Linked DNA regions of Mus musculus: region 1 is linked to region 2. The links are chromatin loops, found by intact Hi-C in ENCODE. Cell type or tissue: left cerebral cortex. All regions are shown on one strand. Links, peaks and the distances in the headings refer to the core of each region. The heading gives the core; the rest is flanking DNA.

Region 1 (8,326 bases), core at 224-8,223, 740 kb before region 2:
TTTTCTACCAGCTAATGAGCCTGTCAAAACTAGACATTTAACAATGGAGAGATTATCAGGTGGGTTGTGTTAGCTGGGGTTTCATTGCTGTGACGAGACACCACGACTAAGGCAACTCTCATAAGGGACAACATTGAATTAGGGCTGGCTTAACAGTATCAGAGCTTCAGTCCATTAACATCATGGAAGTGTCCAGGCAGACACACGGCTGAGAGTTCTGCATCTTGATCCAACTACAGCTAGGAGAGTCTGACGCTGACCACACTTGAACATGAGACCGCAAAGCCCACCCCCACCGTGACATACTTCATCCAACACGGCCACACTTCCTAACAGTACCACTCCATATGGGCCAAGCATATTCAAACTACCACCTGTGTCATAAGCAGCTGTAACTCCAGTTCCAGGCAGTCTGATACTTCCTGGTCTCTGGAACCATGTACACACATACAGGCCTGGGTGCTAGGAACTAAACGTAGGGCCTCTGCAAGAGTAGCAAGTGCTCTGAACTACTGAGCCACCTCTACAGCTCCTATTCTTACATTTTAACTTGCACACTGTTGTGTGTTTATGGTTTTTTCCCTACTCCTCTTGCTCAGATCCCAGTTCATCTTATTCTGGTGATGCTAACTTCACTGGCTATAGAAAGGGAATGACTGTCAGGTGATTGCTCTTTTGAGAGCAATAAACTGACATGCAGACTTTATGCTAGGTACCGAAAAGTGAGGAATGCTCATTTAATCACTATGTCCTTACAAAGCAAACTTAATGGCTTTCAAACCAAAGAGCTAATACATTAACCAAAGGCATTCTCAGAACAAGGGCTTAAAAGAAAGATACTTTTTTTTTTTTTTTTTTTTTTTTTTTTGGTTTGTCAAGACAGGGTTTCTCTGTATAGCCCTGGCTGTCCTGGACCTCACTTTGTAGACCAGGCTGGCCTCGAACTCAGAAATCCGCCTGCCTCTGCCTCCCGAGTGCTGGGATTAAAGGCATGCGCCACCACACCCGGCAGAAAGATACTTTTAAGTGTGTGTGTAATTGCAGTACACATACGCAAGGATGTGCAGTAGAAGCCAAAGGGCAACTTTTAGGAGTTGTTACTCGCCTTCCGCCCTGGGTTCCAGAGTCAAGTTCAGGGCATCAGGCCTGAGCCAACAGGCATGTTTACCTGTTGAGCCATTCACTAGTCCCAGGATCAAGACTTCTTCGATGCTTCTATTTCTTCCCACAATGCAGCTTCAATTTTTGAAGTGTCATATTCTCTCATCATATCAAACTCAATCCATGGCTTGTTCCACTTCTGGGCTTCCTTCATTTGCTCTTCAGTTAAAGCAAGGTCAAATCTGATTCCCTTAATGTTGAAGTTTGGACGTTCCCAGCGTTTGGACCACGGCTTTGGCTTCATTTTAACTTTCAGCTTAGCAAAACAAAAACAGGAATTGTGGGCTGGTGAGGTGCACACAAAAGTCTTCCCCCCACCCCCGCCCCCACCCCCGCCCCCTCCCCCGCCCCCAGGTCTTCTGCAGGCGCTTCTCTCTTACTTGCCCCTGAACAAATGCACAGCATCTACCTTGTTAACAGGCACTTCCTGGCAGGCCTCCTGTGGGACCGGCTTCATGTTCACGTCAAAGGTGCTGTACTCGGGAAGGGCGTCCCGTAAGTACAGCAGGTTGTCATCCAGCCGCTTCTCCAACTTCACCACCTGGATCTCCTGGATTCGAGGATTATACAGTTCAAAGCAAATCTCCACACCTAGAAAGGGAACAGGCTGCTTCAAGCCATGGACTCACCACATTAAGTCCAGACTCCCGCAATACTTTACCGTACAGTATAAAGAAGCTAGCAAGTGGGAACTGAGCAAACACATGTCATTTTTAAAAGATCAAGATTATCAAAGCAAAACAAACTAAATCCCATTTGAATTGAAAAGTGAGAAATTGAATGATGTGGTGTAAGACGTCTATAAATACATCACCCCCACCTCTTCAACATACATTACCCTGGGAAGAGAAAGCCTCGGCTGGAGAACTGTGTAGACCGGACTGGCCTGTGGGTATGTCTGTAGGGCCAATTGATATAAAGGGCCCAGTCCCTTGTGGGAGGTACCATCCCTGGGCAGGTGGTCCTAGGCTGGATGACGAGGTGGCTGACAGAGCCCACGAGTGAACCAGCAAGCAGCACTCTGCCATGTTTCTGTCTCTCTTGAAACTGACCTGAAGATGTGTAAGCTGAAATAAACTCGAACTGCACTGGCTACAGAAAGGCAATGAGTGTCAGGTGATTTCCCTTTTTAGAGCAATAAACGGACATGCAGACTCTCACCCTCCGAGTTGCTTTTGGACATAGTGTTTCATCATAACAACAAAGATTGCACTAGTATGCCAGGGAGAGGCCCTCCTGGCACAAACAGTAACGTGGTAAGCAAGCTGCCGTTATGAATGTGACCCTCCAAGATTCACCTTCAAGACCTGCTCTCATGGTAGCTCACTGGTCAGAACCCCAAAGTGCACCCAGAAGAATAAACACTCTTACTTGCCGTTTCAATTCTCCTTTCTAGAACTTTACCATTTGTTCTGCTGTGTCAGTCATGGCATGTGTGACTGCTTCTGACACCATAACCTGTCATAACAGGTTATAACATGTCACAACATAAAGTAGAGACCTTCATTTTAGGAGTCCCAGTGGACTTCGGGGTATTTGCTCAGAAAGGGGTGATCCTGCTAAATGTGACAGCTCACATCTCTAATCCTCTAATCCCTGTCCTCAGGAGGCCGAGATTTGAGGATATTTCAAGTTTGAAGTCAGTCAGCTCTATATAGCAAGTTCCTGGCCACCCATGGCCTATATGGACCATCCCGTTTTAAAAACACTACTAGCAAAAACAAAAGGAATCTCTCTTCACTGCTTTATACACTGTCTCCATACTTGAAAATAACCATGTTTGTTTAGGCAAGGTCTCACTATGTAGTTTCTGCCTCAGGACATCCCTATGCTAGGATAGCAGACATGTCACCATGCCCAGGCCAGTCTAGTCCTAATGGGTGTTGCCCTATAATAAAAGAAGCCCTCAAAAGAAACTAAACAATGCACGTTAAACAGTGAATACTAATCTGTATCCAAGGCAAAGCACACATTATCTCTTGGGGAAATCCCAGTTTCACTCTCTGGATGCTCAAGAAGAAACATACCTTGTCCTTCAATCGTGTTCCTGAGGGTGAAAGTAGCCCCGAGCCCATTCCCTGATCGCTTGATGCAAATCCCCAGGAACTGGCTGGTTTTTCCACTGGCATAGGGGTCGGCTGTGGTGACTCGAAGTATGCTTCCTACAGAGTCAGAAGAGAAGCAAGCTCTGACACAGATGCAGGAATGAACAAATAAGGTTTATATCTTAGTATGTCAGAAATAAATAACAGCAAAACCCAGACATCTGAACAATAATCTGAAGGCAATGAAAACTAGCGCCCAACACCTGCTGCCAGACACCGTTACTCACCAACATAGAACTCTGGAATCGGAAGCACCTTTCTCCTGTCTAGCATATCTTTTCTTTCTATCTTAAATTTCAGAGGGTTTGTTCTCCCCCTGGGAGGGATGAATTCAGGACTCAGGAACCTATAAAAAAATTAAAAATGAAAGGTGATTTAGGCCAGCATAAGAAAAACAATGGGTATAATGTAGATGTATTTTATTCTTTCAATATGGATTGCAATGTTATTTCTAAAACCATGGTTTCCAAAACCATTGTTAATGCTCACTCCTGAGAACGCACCAGGCATTGTGTTTAAATGGTTATCATACATCAAGTAGCCCTCAAGGTCTGGACCTTATTGTCCAAGAAGGCATTTGTGCTAAGGGTTTGTTTAGCTGTCATCCTGGGCAGCTACTGGGGCTTAGAAAGCCTTAAAGAGTTTCAGTCCGGTACAGGAAACATGTCACTGGGCATCTAACCTTGAAGGCAAGGCACAGACCCCGGCCCCTTTCTGTTTCTCCCTTTGCTTTTACCTAGCTAATGCTTCCTGCCACGCTATACTGTGTCACTGCAGGGCCCAAGTGACAGGGCCAGGACCAAGCAAAATTAACTACAACTGTCCAAACCCTGAGCCAAACGAATTTGTTCCCTTTAGGCTGGCTGTCTCTGGTGTTTGTCACCACACAGGCAAGCTGACCCATAGTAGCATAAATTAATCCTGAGACCAGTTAGATGTTTTATTGTCATCTTACTTAAAAAAAAAAAAAACAAAGCACAACTGGAGCGTAAAGGTGATGAACCGCTGACATAATTACTATTTGTTACAATTTTGTCACAGTTAATACGCTGCATTTCTCTCAGTCTGCAAATGAGCACAAGTCTCCCACTGAGCTATAAATATGGAGAAAATATATACAAATCACCAGCTGCAAACTGACTTTAAAAGAAATCTTCCACCGAGCATAGGGATTCCCACCTTTGATCCTAACATTTAGGAGGCAAAAGCAGGCAGATCTTTTTTGAGTTCAAGGCCAGCCTGATACACACCCACAAATTATTGTGTATTGTGGTTGGAGCGCCCAGCATAACATTCATGTGGGGATTTGAAGGCAAACTTTGGAGTACGGTCTCTCTTTTCTCTATGGGTTCTAGGCATGGATTTGGGTGTACAGGTTGCAACTTTCACAACCGAACCACCCTGCGGGTCCATACTGTTAAGCTTCTGAAGATGCATTTATGTAGGTAAGACGAAAAAGAGTGTGCTGGATCCACGTGCCTGAGCCGATCTGACCTCCCCAAACCCTTCCTCCTGGATAGAATCTGTTGGCCAAGGCTCACCGTGGTGGATTTTAGGACAAACTGAGGGAAGGGAGTCCAAGCCTGCGTCTTTCGTGATCTAGAGAGGGGCAGACCCGGAACCCGATTTCGTGCAGCCCAGCTATAAAGCGGGTATCAAAGTGTGCGCACTCCCACGCGGCCTCGGCCGCCTCACCTTCTCTCGTCTTCCGGGACTCGGCGCCGGTCCACGATGACAGGTTTCGGCGGTGGCTTGAACCCACCGGGCTCTGAAGGCCCGGTGCTCTGAAATCGGCTTGGGCCCGTGCAGACACGGCAGGCATCAGATGCGAAGGCAGCAAGCCGTGGCCTGGCCATTCGGACGCTCCGGGCCAGGTACAGGGACGCCCTACAACTTTCTGCCATGGAGGCCGCCATGTCTACACCCTCAATGAAGGACTACAACTCCCAGAAGTCAGTGCGATGGGGTGTGGCCGGACGGTGGCTCCTATGGGACTAAACTTGCTTCCCGGTGTACCGCCGCTTGTTTGAGGGAGTTATACCTGTAAATGTATATAATTTTCCTCTTCTCCATAATTTGCAAAGTTACACTTCTCTACAGGGTTAGCAAGTTTGTACATTTCACTAAGTACTGTGATCTCATTTGCATTTAGTGAGTGACTATGAAGTGCGTGGAGTGTGTGTGTGTGTGTGTGTGTGTGTGTGTGTGTGTGTGTGAGTGTGATTGCAGGTGCCCATGAAGGACATATGATCCCCTGGAGCTGGAGTTACAGGCAGTGGCAAGGGACCCTATGTGGATGCTGGAAATTGAACATGGGTCCTCTGAAAAATTACGTGTTCCTAACTGCAGAGCCACCCTCTCCAGCCTCCTCAGTTCCACCTTTTATTTGCTTGTGCCTACATGAAAAACACAACTGTCACCTAAAGGGCAAAAGAGATAGTTTATTCTAGAGTCAAGTATTAATGAGGGGCTCAGAACACAAGATTTAGGTCACCACAAATCCATGTTCCAATTACATGTAACAATTCCATGGCATTCCATAGTATCAGAGCAAGAAAGCCATTCCTTAAACACATTGGCAGGTACACCCATTTAGGAATGCTATATCAAAATGGAGATGTCTCTGCTGTATGCCTCAGTTGCGCTGATGGCCTTCTTAGCCTTCAGGTTGATGGAAGTGAGGCGGTTGCTGAATGTAGTCCCTTAATAATAACAAGGCCGTTGGTTCACAAGTAAGTTGGGAATAAATTACCATTTGAGGGACTAATGGGCCAAGATAGTTGGGCTCTGGATCTGCAGCACCACAATGCTTCAAGTCACTCACGTTTTAATTAGTTAATCAGTCTTGTAGAACGTTGCTTCTTTTAGGAAATTTTCGTTTGCCTCTTGTTTGATTATTGGTATTTAGTTCGTTGTTATGAATTCCGTGGGGAGCAATGAGTATCTTCTTTTGCTTAACTTCTGTCTTACTAACCAGCACTACCTGGCTCTCACAGGCTCCAAACAGAATAATAAATGCTAGCTGTTTTGTCAAAAGTTAGAGTCATCAGAGAGGAGAGTACCCCCAACTGAGAAAATGTCTCCATAAGATAGGTCTGTAGGTGGCCTGTAGGACATTTTTTTAAGTTAGTGATTGATGGGGGAGGGTCCAGCCCATTGTGGGTGGTGCCATCCCTGGACTGGTGTTTCTAGATTCTATAAGAAAGCAGGCTGAGCAAGCTATGAGGAGCAAGCCAGTAAGCAGCATTCCTTCATAGCCTCTGCATCAGCTCCTGCCTCCATGTTCCTTCCTTGTTTGAGTTTCTGTTCTGACTTCCATCAGTGAGATCCAGTGTTATGGAAGTGTAAATCAAATGCAACCTTTCTTCCTCAACTTGCTTTGGTCATGATATTTCATTTCATCAACAAAACCTTAACTAGGACAAAGCATAAAGAGAAAAGCCATCACTCTTAACAAATAGCCCCCACGGAGTCCTTGAGCTCACTGAGAACATTCCCTTTTCCAGAACTAAAACTGAGTTTGCCTCGGGCAGTTGGGAGGCATACAAGCTAAAAGGGGTCCATTTCAAACCTTCTTGAGTTGAGAGGGGCTTGGGAGACAGCTCCGTGTAAGAACACTTACAGCTCTTGTAGCAGTTCCCAGCACCCACACCAGGCGGCTCCCAGCTGTTTGTAGTTCCAGGTCCAGGGAAACTAATGTACACTGGGTGTCCTTGGGTAACAGGACATATGTCCTGCACATAGACTCCTGCAAGCACACACACACACACACACACACACACACACACAGAGAGAGAGAGACAGAGACAGAGACAGAGACAGAGACAGAGAGACAGAGAGAGAAATTGTTTGAAAAAAATTAAAGAATTTGAGATTTGAGGGCAGCTATTGCTGGAGGTGAGGCTTAGTGGTACAGCACATGTCTGACATGTACAAAGATTGTGGATTCGAGTACATCATCACCAATACCAAAAAGAAAAGGAAGGAAGGAAAGAAGGGAGGGAGGGAGGGCAGGCAGGCTGGCTGGCTGGCTAGCTGGCTCATACTCTCAGAGATGGCAAGTTGCTAGAACTATTTAATACATGTACGGTGTGATCATCAGTCTGGATTAACGCACCACTGCTACCTCGGAGTCAGCATGAACATACAGAACTCATCCATCTTAGGCACCTCCAGCTTCTCCAGCGTGGGCTGTTCCAGGGACCTCCGTGGTCATCCCCATAGCTCCAGCCCAACTCTCAGTGCCAGGACTGTTTCCTCCCGGCCTCTGGGCAAAGTGTTCTTAAAGCTAACCTAGAGCTGTCCAACAGCACACGAATCCTCGTGCTTCATCCTCTTCCTCTTTGACCCTGCTCCAGGCCTCCCTCCTCTTCTCTAGATCACTGCAGTTTACGACACCGGCCTGACATTGGTCATGCTGTATTTAGTTACCTCCAGCTCTCCTCACTGCAAACAGCAGCAGAAGAGAGAATTCAAAACTACTTACCTCAGGAACCAGCGAGACCGCTAAATGATTAAGAACACTGACTGTTCTTGCAGAGGACATAGGTTCAGCTCCCAGAACTGAATGTGGTGGCCTAACAGAGGGTCTGACATCCTCTTCTGGCTCCTTCCAACACATACACATAAATACATTTTAAAAGACCTTTATTTCATCGTTTCTTCCCATATTTCTGCCAACCAAATGCTGCCAGGCCACTTTACCCTCATTTTTGTATTAAAAGTTAGTTGTCGTTTTAATTATTGCACTAAACAACTTCATGGAGGAAAAAAATCAAAGAACACTTCTCACCCTGCCCACTACCCTAAACCTCTGCAGCCCAGCAACTGGGATTCCATTCACGGAGCCGCTGGACCCTGCCTTAGCCATTGCTTCTCTCCCGGCTCCCGGCTGGCTCCGCTCCTGGGTCTCTTTTGGTCCACTCATCCACATCTCTTTCCTCTTGAACCCCGACCCCTCCTCTCAGGGCCTGGTTCAGTCTGCTGACCTTGTTCAGCCTGGACTCTTCCAGATGCCTCTGACTGTGCTCTTCCTTGCATCTACAGTAAACCTCAGCCAC
Region 2 (8,326 bases), core at 279-8,278:
CAAAGGTTTGTCACATTCGTAGCCTTGATTAGCTCACAGTTTCAGCTGCCTTTCTTCCACCACAGAACCCATTCAGCAAGCACCTGAAATCCCCCAAAAGCCTCTCCATGCTAATGAGGCGTCTCAGTTCCTTATCCTTCAGCCAATGACCTTTGCCCACCCTCGATATTCCTACAACCTTCCCCAAAACTATACAACCCAAGAAAAGTTGATCTGTCTCCCTGAAGCTGATCCCGGAGATAAGTCTGCTATTTCTGTTGTACTCACAGGCTCTTCCAAACCTGCCTGTTGACTCTGCTTCCCCCAGGAGAAGGGAGACCCAGACACCCACTTTATTTATTTAATTTTGAGACAGGGTCCCTCTGTGTGTCCCTGGCTGGCCCACAACTCACTGTATAGACCAGGCTGAACTCATTCACAGAGATTCTCCTGCCTCTGCCTCTCGAGTGTCACCAATCCTGATTAATTTTTTTTGCCCTTGCTGTTTTTGAAGCAATGTCTTATGAAGCCGGGTGGACTTAGTCAGGGTTTCTATTGCTGCAACAAAACACCATGACCAAAAGCAAGTTGGGAAGGAACGGGTTTACTTGTCCTACACTTCCAGATCACAGTCCATCATTGGAGGAAGTCAGGACAGGAACTCAAGCAGGGCTGGAACCTGGAGGCAGGGGCCGATGCAGAAGCCTTGGAGGGGTGCTGCTTGCTGACTTGCTTCCCCAGGCTTCTGAAGCCTACCTTCTTATAGAACCCAGGACCACAAGCCACAAGATGGCATCCCCGGCAATGCGCTGGGCCCTCCCCTCATTGATCACTAATGAGAAAATGCCTTACAGCTGGATCTCATAGAGGCATTTACCCAACGAAGGCTCCTTCCTCTGATGACTCTGGCTTGTGTCAAGTTGGCACACAAAACCAGCCAATACCCAGGCTGTCCTGGAACTTAGTACGTAACTGCTAAGGCCTACTTTGAATTCCCAGTTCTCCTGCCTCCACTTCCCAAAAGCTGGAATGACAGGCACGCACCTCCACACTAGAACCATCCACTATTACTTTAATACTCTAAATGGGTCAGGAAATAAGAAACTATTAGCCCCGTCTTAGCAAGGGACAGTACAACCTAAGTCAGTCACTTACCTGCCAACTTTGGAACAGGCGGTCATCAAATTCCCACCAGACTCTACTCAGTTCGAGTCTGGTCAGCCAGGAGCCATGCAGGCGCCCTTTGCAGGACAAAGCAGAACCGCTCAGCAGTGAGGTGAACCTGACTAAAGGGAAGCCCGTATTGGTCAGCAGCCCCTGTGACTTGATGCAGAAAAGGCTGCTTCACTACTGTGGAGAGTGTTTTATTGTCTTGCAGTGCTGGAGAGCAAACAGGAAGTCCTCGCCATGCAGGGGGAGCACACTGCCATTGAGCTGTACTCTCCACCACCACCCCACCCCCTTTGTTTAAAGATAGTTTAAGACAGGAGTTGTGTTGAGGCTAGCTTTATTCACTCAGTAGCATAGGTAGACTAGGGGCTACAGGGCTGTGTCACTAGTCCCAGTTTGACAAGATTATTATTGAATTAATAAATTTTGGGACCTGAGAAATATCTGCACCTTCCATAATCCCCCTCCTACCCAGGATCACGGGGTCCTAGTGGGCCAAGGACGTTTCTTCTCATAACTCTGCTTGCTGGGAAAAAGAGCTGTGGTTCTCCATATATGCCCTGCACCTTGACCTGGATCACTGGAGGGCATGGTTTCCTTAGCTAGTCCCTTTCGGCTTTTCTCATGGCTGTGAGACCACCTGACAGAACTGGCTTAAGGATAGGAGAGTTTATCTGGGCTTGTGCTTGCAGGGCACCATCCACCGTGCTGAGAAGGCACAGTGACAGGAGTGTGAGGTGGCCATGTTGCATCTGCAGTAGGAAGCTGGGCAAGACGGATGCTGGTCCTCAGTTCGCTTCTTCCTTTTCATTCAGTTTGGAACCCCAGTCCGTGGAAGGATGCTGCCCACATGCAGCATAGGCCTTCCCTCCTTGGTTAGTTCTCTTTAGAAACTCTTTCCTAGACTTACCTGATGCTGTATCTCCTAGGTGACTTCCAAATCTACTCAGGCTGACAATCGAGATGAACCCTCAGGACGTCTCGTATTTATGAACATTCTTCTATCTACTGGATCATTCTCATAAACATGTGTGGCACGTGCTACAGTTTTGCCGTCCTACAATAAATAAATATCTGGGAAGATGACTCAGTTGGCAAAGTGGTTCAAGTTTGAGGACCTGAGTCCATAAAAAGGTGCACACAGTGGCACGTGCTCACAAACCCAGGACAGGGGTGGCACGGGCAGGAGGATCCCTCCAGTTCTCTGGCCAGCCAGTCTAGCTGAACTAGTGGACTCCATGATTATCAAAAAGCTGTCTCCAAATGTAAGGTGACTGTGGGACCCTGAAAGGTAGCATGGTTCCTGGTTGAGCTAAGGCTAGAAGCCCCGGAGACCCTGAAGGGACGGTAGGAGCTCTGCCTGCTCCCAGGCACAAGGCCCCTGTCACTAGACACAGCTCCCACACCCCAGATTTGTGGCCATCAGTCACGTAAGCCCCTCCACACATGGAGGACACGTAGGCTCAAGATAGAGATCGACATTCTAATGAGGTACCTAAAAGGCTGAAGGGCTTAGCTGATAAGCTTTCCTTCCAAGACATCCTTCCCTGCAAAAGGCATTTAATCTCAGGCCCACCCGGAGAAGTGGGGTACGACTTTACACAATCACTTTCTGCCATAACAATAAACGCCTTAAAACCATGGACTGCCTCTTTTCAACACAACCATCGGTGGGGAGCCACGGAGATGGCCTTCGCCTACAAAGCTTCTGTCTAATCTCCCGTAGAAAGCCTCTCTGTGTCCCAACCACAGCTGCCACCAAGCCAAGTTCAAGCCCTCTACTGTCCAGCCAAGGCCTCTTTCCCATGGCACCAGCTGGAGCTCCCCAAGGCCCCGGGCTAGATCCAGCCCTCGGGCCCCCACTTTGTTCTCAGCTTCCTCAGCATCCAGTGGCACCTGGATGGCCAAGAGCCTGAGGACCAGATGGCCACCACCCTCTTTACAGGCCTGGGGACTCACAAGCCAGCTCTGGCTGTCCCATACCTCAGACTGTGCTTTCCCAAACCCGGAGCAGTGCCCCAGGGCTTCCCTACAGCCCAACACCTATCTGAGCAGCCGTGCCCTGTGGCAGAGCGGACCCAAAAAGCATAGGACTCTTAATCCCAGGGTCAGGGGTTTGCCCCACGGTGCTGATGGAAAGAGACAGTAGCTGTGCTCCATCTGTGTTTCGGTAGCCCGCTAGCCAGTGCAAGAGGGGATCTAGCTTTTTGGCCCACAGAGACCTTGGTCTAGGGTTGGCAGTCAAAAGAAGCAGAGAGCTCGAGGCAGTGGCCATCTGCCATGCAGCTCTGTTAGCTGTGTAGTAGGCAAAGCTCCCACCGTCCTTCAAGGTCTCCAGGGCTTCTAGCCTTAGCGCAACTGGGGACTACACTCGTTTTCACGGTCCCACAGGTGACAGTATCTGAAAAGACAACCAACATCTCTGGCTTCCACATTCATTCATATGTACAGGTACCTACATACACATGCACGCTCGCTCACACACACACACACACACACACACACACACACACACACACCAGTAAATACCTCCTTGATGTGTTCTTCCCTCTCCCTGTCAGCTCCACAGCTCTCCTCAGAAGGGTTCTTTATCCAGACACTCTCTCTCCTCCCGAACCGTCTCAAGCACACTTTGATTTTATGCTCTCCATTCTGCCACAATTGCTCTCCACCTTCTCTTTGCATCACTACACTTAGGACCAAAACAAAGGCCAAGGACACACACACACCCAGAGGTGACCTATAGGCTTTGTTCTCTCCTGAGTTTCTTGCCTGATAGCTGCTGTGCCTACTTTGTGGTGTTCCCACCAACTCTCACACACTTCTTTTCTGCCTGCCCTCTCTGAACATCAAGCCGTCAATCCAGCATGTGCCTGTGTGCCTGGCCTCAGCCCATCATTCTGTTCTCTGTCACTGACAGCCTTAGCTGTGAGGATGGTGTTGGGAACCACGGGCCCACACTCCTGATGGCACCAGAATTGCCTTTCTGACCGCCAGTGAGAGGAGGTGAGGAATTTGCTGAGAAAGTGTGAGAGTTGCCCAAGAATGTGATTTTGTGTGAACTTGTCCTGGGCCAGCATGGACCTTACCAAGTGCCTTGTGCGGGTCCTTGAGCACCACACCCAGTGGGCCTTAACCTCATTTCCCTTGCTACTCCCAGAATGGCCATGAGGGCATCAAGGCTGTACCAATGTTTCAAATGCTAAAGAGACCACAGACAGCCTCTCTCCTCTGTCTTCCAGAGACCCCACTTCTCGGGGTTCTTCTCTGGACTACCTAAAACATTTCTGGTCCAGGTGACCAGTGATCTAACCCACACGCATGTCAAAGGCACCAGCTCTCAGCATGAGAACATCTGACCCTACAGCACTTGACATGGGAGCCACATTGTCCCGTGTGCCAGTGTAACCTCAGAGTGCCACTCTCTCTCCTCTCACTTCCTGGGGACACTCTCCCCTTTCTGCCTCTCACTTCCTGGAGACACTCTCCCCTTTCTTCCTCTCACTTCCTGGAGACACTCTCCCCTCTCTTCCTCTCACTTCCTGGAGACACTGTCCCCTCTCTTCCTCTCACTTCATGGGGACACTCTCCCCTCTCTTCCTCTCACTTCATGGGGACACTCTCCCCTTTCTGCTTCTCACTTCCTGGAGACACTGTCCCCTTCCTTCCTCTCACTTCCTGGAGACACTGTCCCCTCTCTTCCTCTTACTTCCTAGAGACACTGTCCCCTCTCTTCCTCTCACTTCCTAGAGACACTGTCCCCTCTCTTCCTCTCACTTCCTGGAGACACTGTCCCCTCCCTTCCTCTCACTTCCTGGAGACACTGTCCCCTCTCTTCCTCTCACTTCTTGGAGACACTCTCCCCTTCCTTCCTCTCACTTCCTGGAGACACTGTCCCCTTTCTTCCTCTCACTTCCTGGAGACACTGTCCCCTCTCTTCCTCTCACTTCCTGGAGACACTGTCCCCTCTCTTCCTCTCACTTCTTGGAGACACTCTCCCCTTCCTTCCTCTCACTTCCTGGAGACACTGTCCCCTTTCTTCCTCTCACTTCCTGGAGACACTGTCCCCTCTCTTCCTCTCACTTCCTAGAGACACTGTCCCCTCTCTTCCTCTCACTTCCTGGAGACACTCTCCCCTCTCTTCCTCTCACTTCCTGGAGACACTGTCCCCTCTCTTCCTCTCACTTCCTGGAGACACTGTCCCCTTTCTTCCTCTTACTTCCTGGAGACACTCTCCCCTCTCTTCCTCTCACTTCCTGGAGACACTGTCCCCTTTCTTCCTCTCACTTCCTGGAGACACTGTCCCCTCTCTTCCTCTCACTTCCTGGGGACACTCTCCCCTTTCTGCCTCTTCTTCCTCCCTTTTTCAGTTTTGAGGACCTTCACAGTTTAGTCTGTAATGTATAAAGTTCTCATTTCACACATATGTCAATTTTACATTTTCATACATGTAAATAGCATGTTTTGATCATGCTCACCCCATTATCCTCCTTCTTCTTATAACGGTCCTCGTTCTACTTTCATATCTGTTTTTAGACCCAGTGAGTTTCCTTAGGGTTGCTCACAGGACCATGGGCACCTAACCTACATCGCTGACAAAAATGCTTTTCCCTCTCACAGCAACAAGCTACCTGGAGGTCCCCAGGAAGGACCCCCTACCTCCCCGTGTGACACAGAGAAGTCCCATCTTGGTTGTCTGGGTTTTTGAGACAGAGTCTCAACCCAGGCTGCCCTCAAACTCACTGCATAGACAAGGATGATCATGTTGGCTTGCATGCTAAATGCCTCCCATAGTCTCCAATGTCTGAGGACTTGCTCCCCTACGGACAGCATTGTTTGGATGAGTTTAGGAAGTGCGGCCTTGATGGAGGAAGGATGGTGGGCTTTGAGTGTAAAGATCCTTGCCTACTTCTGGGCTGCTCTCTCTCTCTGCGTCTCTTGCTTGTAATTCAAGATCTGCACCCCACACCTCTGCTCCAGGGGCTGTGCCTGCTGCCTTGGGTGGAGCCTCCCTGCCATGATGGGCTCTCATCCCTCAGGAACTGTAAACCCTCATAAACTTTTCTCATGAAGTGTCCCCTAGCCTTGGATTTAGCTGAATGTGTCCCGTGGCTCCCTGGAGCCAAGCCCATCCTCCTCTAAGTCATCTGCAAGATGGTCTTTGGACTCTTGGTGGGGGTGTAGCTTCTTGTCGGGGGGAACTGTGTATGCTTGTCTCTGTCGAATGCAGGGTTCTTTCTGCTCCCCGCCTGAGCCCATCACCTCAGTAAGACTGCCAAACATCATGGTGGTGACCAGCAAACTGCATTCCCCTCCTCTCACTCATTGGCAGGGGTACCACAGTCAAGATAAATGTCTGATGTCAGCTGTTTCTCTCCCTTCTGCACAGTATGCATAGCAAAAGCAAAATAAATGTTTATTCTTTCCCTCTAAACCACTAGCCTATTTTCTGAATAATGAGCCCTACCCCTGTAATTCTGCAACAGAGGCTAATTACAAGATTAATTTTAATGTCATCAGAAACTCTTGGGATTCAACACATATGGTGATGACGTGGTCTCCTGTAATTTATCTTCATCCAGGACCAGATCCTGGCATCTTTAGCAGGCCAGGGACAGGGATTGAGGAGCTGCAGGCACCATAACCGTCTTTGATTGCTTCCTTGGCTGTGTGGGTGGGATACCAAGCAGACCATCTTCAGGTTCCTGCTTGAGTTCTCGTCCTGACTTTCTTCAGTGGTGACTGCAACCTGTACACTGCGATCAATCTTTCCACCTCAATGTGTCCAAGTGTGTTATCACACTAACAGATAGGAAGCCAGAATACCAGCTATTCCATAGTTTGCTTTGTGTCGTCTCCATCACTCCAGGATGCCCAGCAGAAGTGCGTCCACTTCATTGATACCCAGCAGAAGTGCATCCATTTTATTCACCAGAAGTCCTGAAGAGTTTCTCAGCCAAGATTTGCTGAACCAATGGGTGCTTTGGAGCAAAGACAGAGTAAGGATCAAGTAGAGAAGATAGGTGCTGGGTTTCCAACCCTGTAACAAACACTCATCTCACAGGTGATCAAGCCTATAGCACATAAACATGAACTGAAGATCTCCGAGGGAGAGAAAACTCACACCAAAGTTTAAAAAATTGTACAAAGCTGACTGACTGACTGACTGACTGACTGGATGAATGAATGAATAGAAAAAAAAAACCCTCTATGTTTTCAAACATAGTTGGAATGTCGCAGGTCTAGAGCTGAATTATCTTGGGATACATTTAATAAGCACGCATTGACCATTCTGTATCTGATCCTTGTGACCAGATAAGAGCCTTTGGAATAATGTAATAAGCTACTAACTTCTACCAACCCCAAACACTAAGAATGCCATCAGACAGCATCTGTAACCCATGCCAGAGAGCATCCCACTTTTCTAAAGCCCGCTGTTATGATTTGAATGTGAAATATACACACAACACACACACACACACACACATGTGTTTTAGCATTTGGCTTCCATCTGCTAGTGCATGTCTGTGGGGTCATCTCTGCTGTTAACTGATATAGGAGGGCCCAGTTCACTGTGGGCAGCACCATTCCCTAAGCACACAGTGCTGGACTGTATAAGAAAGCTAGCTGAGCCAGAGCCCATGAGCAAGCTGGCAAGCAGTGTTTCCCCACAGCTTCTGCCTTGAGTTCCTGCTTGAGCTCCTCCCCTGACCCCCCCGAAGCTGCTTCTGGTCAGGCTTTTGATCATAGCAACAGCAACAAAGTAACTAATACACTAGCCTACCTGGTATTTCTACCAATGTATTAGAAAACCACCTTGATGTATGACTTTCTTTACTCTAAACTATTAAAACTTCATGAAATACTTCCTCGTGGGAAAACATCATCTGGGGAAACCTGAATCTGTGTTCCTAGGCCATGGTCACTCTTATTTGGCTCAAGAATAAACCATCTCTTATTCCCTGTGACTTGAGAGCTGAGTCTTTACTCAACAAGCCTTTGGGGGCTTTATAGAGCCACACCACAGCAGGACTGGGCTTCTGAGGTGCTTTGTGGCGTTCCCAGGGAAGGCTGAGGGGAGGAGAGGTGTGTGATGAGATCAGGGAAGAAAATACAATAGACTGTGATGTGGCTCCTCGGGCAGAGCACGTGCCTAGTTGCACCAAACCCTGGGTTC

The links. Hi-C counts contacts between places; a loop is a spot of excess contacts. Peaks named below come from ENCODE experiments on the same cell type or tissue, not always from the same donor. Only the 100,000 strongest peaks of a DNase experiment are listed, where the experiment ranks them.
Region 1: a loop joins it to region 2, with 4 times the contacts of the local background. A loop is called at or near these places in 25 of 42 quality-filtered maps.

What each region holds. Positions count from the first base shown.
Region 1 is chr6:81,960,746-81,969,071 of GRCm38, forward strand. Mrpl19 (mitochondrial ribosomal protein L19) reads right to left here and starts at 5,204. Exons shown (of 5, transcript NM_026490.2): 1 at 4,962-5,204; 2 at 3,494-3,612; 3 at 3,189-3,323; 4 at 1,571-1,752; 5 at 1-1,417. The coding sequence starts at 5,182. The coding sequence ends at 1,196. In left cerebral cortex, for the core only: no CTCF peak of the experiment used is centred there; a DNase peak (open chromatin) is centred at 5,217; H3K4me3 peaks cover 1,166 bases; H3K27ac peaks cover 582 bases.
Region 2 is chr6:82,704,049-82,712,374 of GRCm38, forward strand. Gm32425 (a long non-coding RNA gene) reads left to right here. Exons shown (of 3, transcript XR_377779.4): 3 at 2,079-2,235. It overlaps Gm32534 (a long non-coding RNA gene), which reads right to left. Exons shown (of 3, transcript XR_377781.3): 3 at 6,733-7,130. Among named protein-coding and RNA genes, the nearest start is that of Gm32534, 6.7 kb to the right of the region's middle. In left cerebral cortex, for the core only: no CTCF peak of the experiment used is centred there; a DNase peak (open chromatin) is centred at 4,109.